Linked DNA regions of Homo sapiens: region 2 is linked to region 1. Evidence: chromatin contacts called from ENCODE Hi-C or POLR2A ChIA-PET data. All regions are on one chromosome and are shown on one strand. The core of a region is the stretch at or near the end of the contact, and the rest is flanking DNA. Distances in the headings are between cores, read along the strand shown.

Region 1 (3,876 bases), core at 520-3,019:
GTCATGGTTTGACAGCACCACACAAAGTACGAATCTGAGTATTCACTCAGAGGATAAACACTGTTAGCACTACGACTAAGGGTTGATGATCCATTTGGGAGCGCTAATCAGGTGAACGGTCCAGTGTCAACTTCAAGAAGGTGAGGATTTCAGGGAGATGAATCCATCTGGGAGGTGGGGTGTTGTGAGGCTGGGCCTAAGCCAATCTTTGAAGAATGGTTAAGTGACCCTCAGACTTGGAATTTTCTAGGCCTTGGCACCACCCCTAGCAAGGAGAGATGAGGCTGAGGGTGAAGCGTGCCTGCAATGGATTAACCCTGGTGGAGACTTTCTTGAGGCTCTGAATACATCAAGTCTTTAAAGAACCCAGGGATAGGGACTTCCATAGAAGCTGGAAAAAGGACAATTGAGGCGGAAACAGGTATCAGGACCGTGCTGGACCACTTAAGGTGTGGTGCTACAGCCCTAAAAGATCCTGACCCTGGACACTGACTGTACCCCATCCAAGGGACAGCCATGCAGAGGGCTCCAGAGAACAAAGCTCTTTCAACTGGGAACTCATCTCAAGCAATAGGTCCAGAGGGGCAGCACAACAGGTTTGGGGTTTGAATCCAAAACCCAAGGCCCCTGGCACAGAACCCAAGAACTAAGCCTCACTCTGTTTCCTCGTTTACAAAACGGAGTGATAATATCCAGATCTCACGGGGCTAAATGAAGCGTTAAAGGGGCTAATACCTGTGAAAGCGCTCTGCAAATGTTATTACGATGCAGCATCAGCTCCTAGCTGGAGTCAAGTGAGATTAGAGCAGTTTTCTCCAGTTCTCCCAGCTCCTGCTCCAGTCGGTTTCGCGGTTACCAGCCAAGAATTTCTGGAAAGGGTGTGAACACTGTGGGCAGAAAGGAGACGGTAATGAGTAAATGGAACACCGAATCAAGGCAAGTGGCAACCTGATCACCAGTCCCTCCTTCTCAGACTGTTTCTTTCTAGGCATGGAGGACAGTGGGAGGGCAGACGCTGAGAAGCGCTGGGTAAGGATCTCATCAGTCCAGCTGGCTCCGCCCCCAGGTTCCCGGCGGGAACCGGGGACTCAAGGTCCGGGCGTCGTGCCGCAAACCCAGGGCTGGGATGCCGTTCCGGAAGCACCTGGCACGGGGAGAGTATGTCCTTCCCAGGAAGGTGGACGTGACCCCAGCCAAGGGCGCAGCTGCCCTGACACCTCCCGGGACCAGCCGCCCCCTCCCGGGGTCCTCAGCTGGGCGAAGAGTGGAGCAAGGACCCTCTCCCCCCAGGCCGCCCCCTGCCGGCCAGGTGGAAAGGTGGAGGGTGATCAAGAAAGACTTGTTTCAAGCAAGAGCCAAGAGCTGGGCTACCCCCTCGTGAGACACAAGAGGGTCAAAAGGAAAAGGCAAAAAGGAGGGAAACGGCGCTTTGGAAGGGGAGGTGGAGACGCCTACTTCTTCCTCACCGCTGCGGGGCAAACTGGCCTCCCAAGCCCCTTCCGCGTCTGAAGGGCTTCAGATATAGGTTCGGGTTGACACTCACCGGTCCCACGGCCCGAGCCGCCGTGCTTCAGGCCCCCGCCCGGCCAGACTGGAAAGGCGGGCGGGCCAGGTCAGGCGGCGGGAAGAACACGGGCAGGAGAGAAAAGAGGAGGGGCAAGAGCGTGCAGTGAGGAAAGGAACCTGGGAGCGCCGAACCGCACCCCGTCGGCTGCGGCACTGCTAAGTGGCCGGGGGTCGGCCGGCTCCTCCCTAGGGGCGGGGCGAGCACTCGCGGCGCGGGGCGCGCACGTGGCTTGGCCGGGACGCCTGGTCCGGCTTGCTGGCTTCAACTACGGTGAGATGTTTTGCGACCCTGGGGTAAAATGAGGGTAAAGCGGCAGCTTCCCACGTTCTGGGGGAGAAGCGCGGAAGCACGGTTTCCTGGGCCTTCGGGCGACACCAGGACTGGGGGTCTTTCAGTAGAGGTCGCCGCGGCGGAGTCTTGTGCGAGTGCGGCGGAGTGTTGTGCGAGGCCGGCGGACACCATTACCCTGATAGGGCCTCGCCGTGAGGTCTGAGGGGCCGTGTGAGGTGCATGGCGCGCCGTTTCCTCTCCAGGCGCTCCTCTCAGGGCTACGGCCCTAGAAGATCTGGCCTGCACCAGCCCAAAGGACATGACAGGAGTGGGTAGCCCACGGGACACTGGCACGAGCGCCATGATGGGCGGAGACGCGCGGAATCGGCCGGCCCGGAAGTGCCAGCTGCCTGCGTCGGCCGGAAGTGCCGCGCGGGAGGCGGAAGCGGCTGGTTCCCGCGTGGTTTGGCGGGTGCAGCGGCAGTCCGGCTGCCCTTCCCACGTAGACCGTCTGCTGGGGGCGCCGGCACCATTTGGAGTACGTGAGGTATACGGGTAGGGCGCGGCCAGGTCGGGCGTCTGTTAGGAAAAAGACTTTTTATTTTTATGTTTATTTTTTAAGAGACGGAGTCTCGCTCTGTCGCCCAGGTAGGAGTGCAGTGGCGCGATCTCGGCTCACTGCTGCCTTCCACCTCTGGGCTCAAGCGATCCTCCCGCCTCAGCCTGGCATTACAGGCGCGCACCACCACGCTCAGCTAATTTTTAATTTTTCTTTTTTTTTTTTTCACTCCTGGCCTTAAGCGATCCTCTCTCCTCCCAAAGCGCTAGGATTGCAGGCATGAACCACTTCTCTCGGCTAGGACTTTTATTTTTAATGGTCAACTGATTTGAGTTGGTTACTGTGAGATATTGTCACAGGTTCCAGACAGGCCATAATGCACGCATGCATTCACTTACTTATTCAGCTCATGGTACATTTAGAAACTCTAGGTTCATGTTTAACCAACAAATGTGTTCTTCCAGTATGCCGTTTTTCAGACAATGATGTGTGGCATTCAGAGGTGTTTTACAACCCTTAATAAAAGAGCAACTAACACTAGTATGTGCTATACATCCATTCTTAATGCACCCACCGTACCTACTTCCATCCTAACCTGAAAACATAGCTGTCTGTAAATGAGGAAAGGAGCAGCCTGGGGATCCAGAAATCACTGCAGGGGTCACGTTTTGTACCAAGGCAGTAGGTTTGGAGAGGCTCTGAACTGGAACCAAGGCCCCCAACTTCAAAATGTACTTGGCCCCTAGCGTTTGAATTTGCTTTAAGGTCATTAGTAAATCCTATTCAATTTGCATCAAAGAATCTTCATGATACGTACTGTGCTCCATAATAGAAATTCCCATCTGCCTATGATGCCATTCTCAGAGTTTATATCCCAAATTCGCTCTCTTTTCCTTTGCTTTTTCTTTTCCTTTTTTTTTTTTTTTTTTTGAGATGGAGTCTCACTCTGTGGCCCAGGCTGGAGTGCAATGGCTCACTCCAACCTCTGCTTCCCCGGTTCAACCGATTCTCCTGCCTCAGCCTCTAAAGTAGCTGGGATTACAGGCGGGTGCCATCACGCCTGGCTAATTTTTGTATTTTTAGTAGAGACGGGCTTTCACCATGTTGACCAGGCTGGTCTCGAACTCCTGACCTCAGGTGATCCTCCCACCTCGGCCTCCCGAAGTGCTAGGATTACAGGTGTGAGCCACCACGCCTGGCCCCAAATTCACTTTCTTTGTGAGTCTGTCTTGTACAGGGAATAGCTGAAGCTTTGTAACCAATAATTTAATATTATTAGTATGACATTTCTATCTGAACACATTAGTGTTAAGCTTCTTCCCACAATCCTTGGAAGGGGAATCACAAATCCTAGGTGAACTCATTAGGGCCCAAAGTTCTGCTCTGAAATCTAGTAATAAGAGTAAAATTAAGCCAGGTATGCTAATTACACAAGAATGCTGCTTTTCACAAATCCATTCCTTTGCTCTTGTTTTCACAG
Region 2 (3,876 bases), core at 837-3,336, 2.2 Mb after region 1:
CATCGCTTCTGGTGTGAGCTCCCGCTAAGGGTGGGTGAGTACTGGGGTGGGCTTCCAGAAGAGGCCTCCTTTGAGCCGAATCTGCAGAGACCAAGTGTCTATGAGAACTGCTCAAGAGTGCTTTGCACATTCTCCTCCACAAAGGTCGAGGCTCCCACTGCGCCCAGGAATGCGCCTCGTCAGACATTAGGCGCCCCTTGATTTTGTGTTTGCATCTCACGCGGTCCTCTAGCTGACAAGTGCATCAGAAGAGTCACAGTGGCTGTCACAAGCCAGAGACTCGCAGAGGACAGGAACGCGGGAAATCTAGGCAATTACCTCCAGCATATACCAAGAGCTATTGCGAGGATCAGATCCCTTTAAAAATGGTGACGAGACAGGAGAGGGCGGCTCCTCTAGAGCTTTCCGGAACGTCTTTACCTCTGTGTCCTTTATACCTTTTATCTCCCCCAAACAAGGTCCTTAGTCAGTTTCTCCTTCTATTTCCCCATCTTCCTCCCCCACCTCCCTGTGTAGTTCTAGGGGGAAAAAATGTGTTGTTTTCCTTTTTTTCTGATGCTTCTAATATTAAATGCGTCTATTTTCCCACTCTCCATTGTCTTGAGGTCTTCCCCTACCCACCCTGCCTAGTTCTGTCACGTCCCTTCTTTCCCTGTATCACAACAATGTTCTCCCTTTCTCACCTTTGTTTCTCTTCATACTTGTTTCTCTCTCTGTGTCTCTCTCATTCTCTTCCCTTCCAAATGTAGTATTTGGAGACTGTAATATCGATTGAGGCAGACAATAGAAAACTGTCGAACCTCCACTGTAAATTCATTCTTAATCCTATGAAAAAATGCATCCTGAAACGTGTTGCATGCACAGTGAGACAAAAACCTGTGTCTTTAGGTTTCCTGCGATCTAGCTTGGAGGCGGGTTGGGGGGGTGTGGAGGGAAGTGCTGGAGAAATTATCCCATTATTGACTGAGCAGCAAAGAATTTTCAAGAACAGTGATTCTCCTAGAAAAAGTATTGCTGCTGCCATTTCAATGCAAAATTTGGCTTTTGAGTAAAAGGCTTAGGTTTTTATCTTCCGGGGAGAAAAAAAAAACCCAAAAGACAAAAAAAAAAAAAAAAAAGGTCATAGCGTCCCTGGGTGGGCTCGAACCACCAACCTTTCGGTTAACAGCCGAACGCGCTAACCGATTGCGCCACAGAGACCGAGTCGACTACCGGCGTAGTAGTGAGCCGAGTCAATGGGAGCGAGCCTGGACGGCGCAGACGCCGTAAGAGATGCCGCCATCGGGCGAAATAAGTGGAACCCGGGGGAGAAAGGGAAGGATCCTGATGGGGGAGGGAGGCGAAAGAGCTTGGGAGGAGAGGACGCGGGACGTGCACGCCCTTCCTCCATTGGAACGGCGAGAGGTCGACTCTGGCTATCCTCAGGTTCTACCTCAAACGTGGAGAGGCGCGGAACGTCCCTTTTTAGGGTGACCTGAGATTGAGGATACGTGAAGTCGGGCCGCAGGAAGTCCCCCAAATCAGAACAAGCTTCGGCTTCCAAACTCCCTTTCACAGCTGAACCCCTGCAGCCGCAAAATACCCGCGACGCCTACACGCGACGCCTTCCCCTTCCCACCTGCATCATTAAATTTCCATTTAATGGGCGCCTCCTATATACTAGGCACTGTTGTGGGCCAGTGAATATTCCGAGCCTAGGCAAGTGCCTGGTACACAGTAAACGCAGGATTTCTGGAGTGAATAAATAAGCTAGCACGACTAATACGACGAACTCATACATCACGTTGATAAGCGTCACGGTGCCCCTTCAGCTGGGGCCGCAGCTTCCTAAACCCAGTTTCACCAGCCCACGTGCGCGCAGGCTCCGCCCCCAGTCCCTGAGGTCCCGAGTCCAGGTCCGCCGAGATCCCACTATGCACCGTGTCGCAAGTCTCTTCCGCAGCCACAGTGACTTTTCACTTCCGCTTTTCCCGCCTCCGTTTTGACTTTGCAACCAAACTACCTGTACTGGTGACCGACAGGGACGTGTGACCAATAGAAAGCCCAGATGTCCAGGAAGAGTCCGCCTATCAGCCAATGAAGAGACAGCAGTGAGAGCGGTTGCGCAGTGAAGGCTAGACCCGGTTTACTGGAATTGCTCTGGCGATCGAGGGATCCTAGTACACCGCAATCATGGTGAGATGGGGAGTTAAAGCAAAGGGGCATGGGGAAGGATTGAGAAGCGGAGGGGGTCAGGAGAGGCTTGGGGACGAAAAGGGCCTAGGGTCGATGGAAGGAAGCGGTTTCAGTTCGAGGGGAGCGGGCCCCGGTGAGGACCAAGAGGGTGAGTGCGGCTCATTGCCGCCACACAGTGCTCATCCCAGCTGGAGAACCAGGGGTTCAGACGCCTCCGGAATGGAGAACGGGCGTACAGGAGCCTCCGCATCAGGAGCTGGGCCGGGGGCTGTGGCAGCGTTTGACCCCCCGCGCTGACCCCTCCGCTCTGTCTGTCCTAGTCTATTATGTCCTATAACGGAGGGGCCGTCATGGCCATGAAGGGGAAGAACTGTGTGGCCATCGCTGCAGACAGGCGCTTCGGGATCCAGGCCCAGATGGTGACCACGGACTTCCAGAAGATCTTTCCCATGGGTGACCGGCTGTACATCGGTCTGGCCGGGCTCGCCACTGACGTCCAGACAGTGTAAGTTTCAAGGGTCCCCGCCCACACCCAGGCCTCTTCTTGGACCATCCAACCCCGGCGTCTTGACCGGCCAAGGTGTCAGTCATCTACCACACACCACCAGTGAGTTTGAGACTTTGCCGCCTCCAAAAAACATGTCCTTCCCTTTCTTTTTTTTTTTTTTAGACAGGGACTTGCTCTGTCACCCAGGCTGGAGCTCAGTGGCATGATCTCAGCTCACTGCAACCTCCACCTCCCAGGCTCAAGCGATTCTCGTGCCTCAGCCTCCTAAGTAGCTGGGACTACAGGCGCGCACCACCATGCCTGGCTAATTTTTGTATTTTTAGTAGAGACAGGGTTTCACCATGTTGGCCAGGCTAGTTTCGAACTCCTGACCTCAAGTGATCCACCTGCCTCAGCCTCCCAAAGTGCTGGGATTACAGGCATGAGCCACCACACCTGGCCTGACTTTGATTTTGACAACAATTTTGAGCAGACAAGACAAGCCCAATAGAAACATCTTGCAAGCAGTTGGGGTTTTGTTATTACATCTCAGGGTTGGGGAAGCATTGGCAATGTGCCAAATCTATGGGAGCAGATTCTGGAGAGACAAAGTCTGTAGGGAGGGAAATAATGAGCGGCAGTTTGAGAGCTGAACGTTACATTTAGCAGTGAGGGGCGAAGAGAAGCCAGAGAAGAATAAGAGAGGAAAAGAACGGTGATAGGTTTTCAGGAGGGAATACGTGGTCACAGGGGGCAGGTCCTGCAGGGTACTGGTGCCTGAGGAGCAGCAGGTCCTGGATTTGTTTCCTAGAAGGTGGAGAGACTAGCTCACAAGCGTGGGTGGATGCCTGTCAGAAAATGTTCTCATTTCGGCTGGGCGCGGTGGCTCACACCTGTAATCCCAACACTTTGGGAGGCTGAGGTGGGCGGATATCTTGAGATCAGGAGTTCCAGACCAGCCTGGCCAACATGGTGAAACGCTGTCTCTACTAAAAATACAAAAATTAGCCAGGCTGGGTGGTGGGCACCTGTAATCCCAGCTACTCGGGAGGCTGAGGCTGGAGAATTGCTTGAACCTGACAGACGGACGTTGCAGTGAGCTGAAATTGTGCCACTGCACTCTAGCCTGGGCAACAGAGCGAGACTCTGTCTCAAACAAAATAAAAAAAGAAAGAATAAAAGAAAATGTTCTCATTTCTCTTAAAACTCCCTGA

Evidence for each region. A loop is a pair of places that touch in the nucleus more often than their neighbours do. ChIA-PET counts read pairs that join two places held with the same protein, here RNA polymerase II (POLR2A). Pooled maps may share reads with other maps.
Region 2: a pooled map shows a loop between it and region 1 (5-fold over the local background). The contact joins the promoter of PSMB3 here to the promoter of PIGW in region 1. A Hi-C loop is called at or near these places in 6 of 50 pooled maps. POLR2A ChIA-PET finds 5 or more read pairs at or near these places in 2 of 52 experiments (H1 and PC-9).

What each region holds. Positions count from the first base shown.
Region 1 is chr17:36,533,218-36,537,093 of GRCh38, forward strand. PIGW (phosphatidylinositol glycan anchor biosynthesis class W) reads left to right here and starts at 1,770. Exons shown (of 2, transcript NM_001346754.2): 1 at 1,770-2,375. It overlaps MYO19 (myosin XIX), which reads right to left and starts at 1,651. Exons shown (of 26, transcript NM_001163735.2): 1 at 1,544-1,651; 2 at 736-887. RefSeq lists an enhancer at 342-1,017.
Region 2 is chr17:38,750,655-38,754,530 of GRCh38, forward strand. It overlaps PSMB3 (proteasome 20S subunit beta 3), which reads left to right and starts at 2,087. Exons shown (of 6, transcript NM_002795.4): 1 at 2,087-2,175; 2 at 2,496-2,680. The coding sequence starts at 2,173. It overlaps TRN-GTT2-5 (tRNA-Asn (anticodon GTT) 2-5), which reads right to left and starts at 1,200; the gene lies at 1,127-1,200. It overlaps LOC100287808 (a long non-coding RNA gene), which reads left to right. Exons shown (of 1, transcript NR_149004.1): 1 at 1-1,098.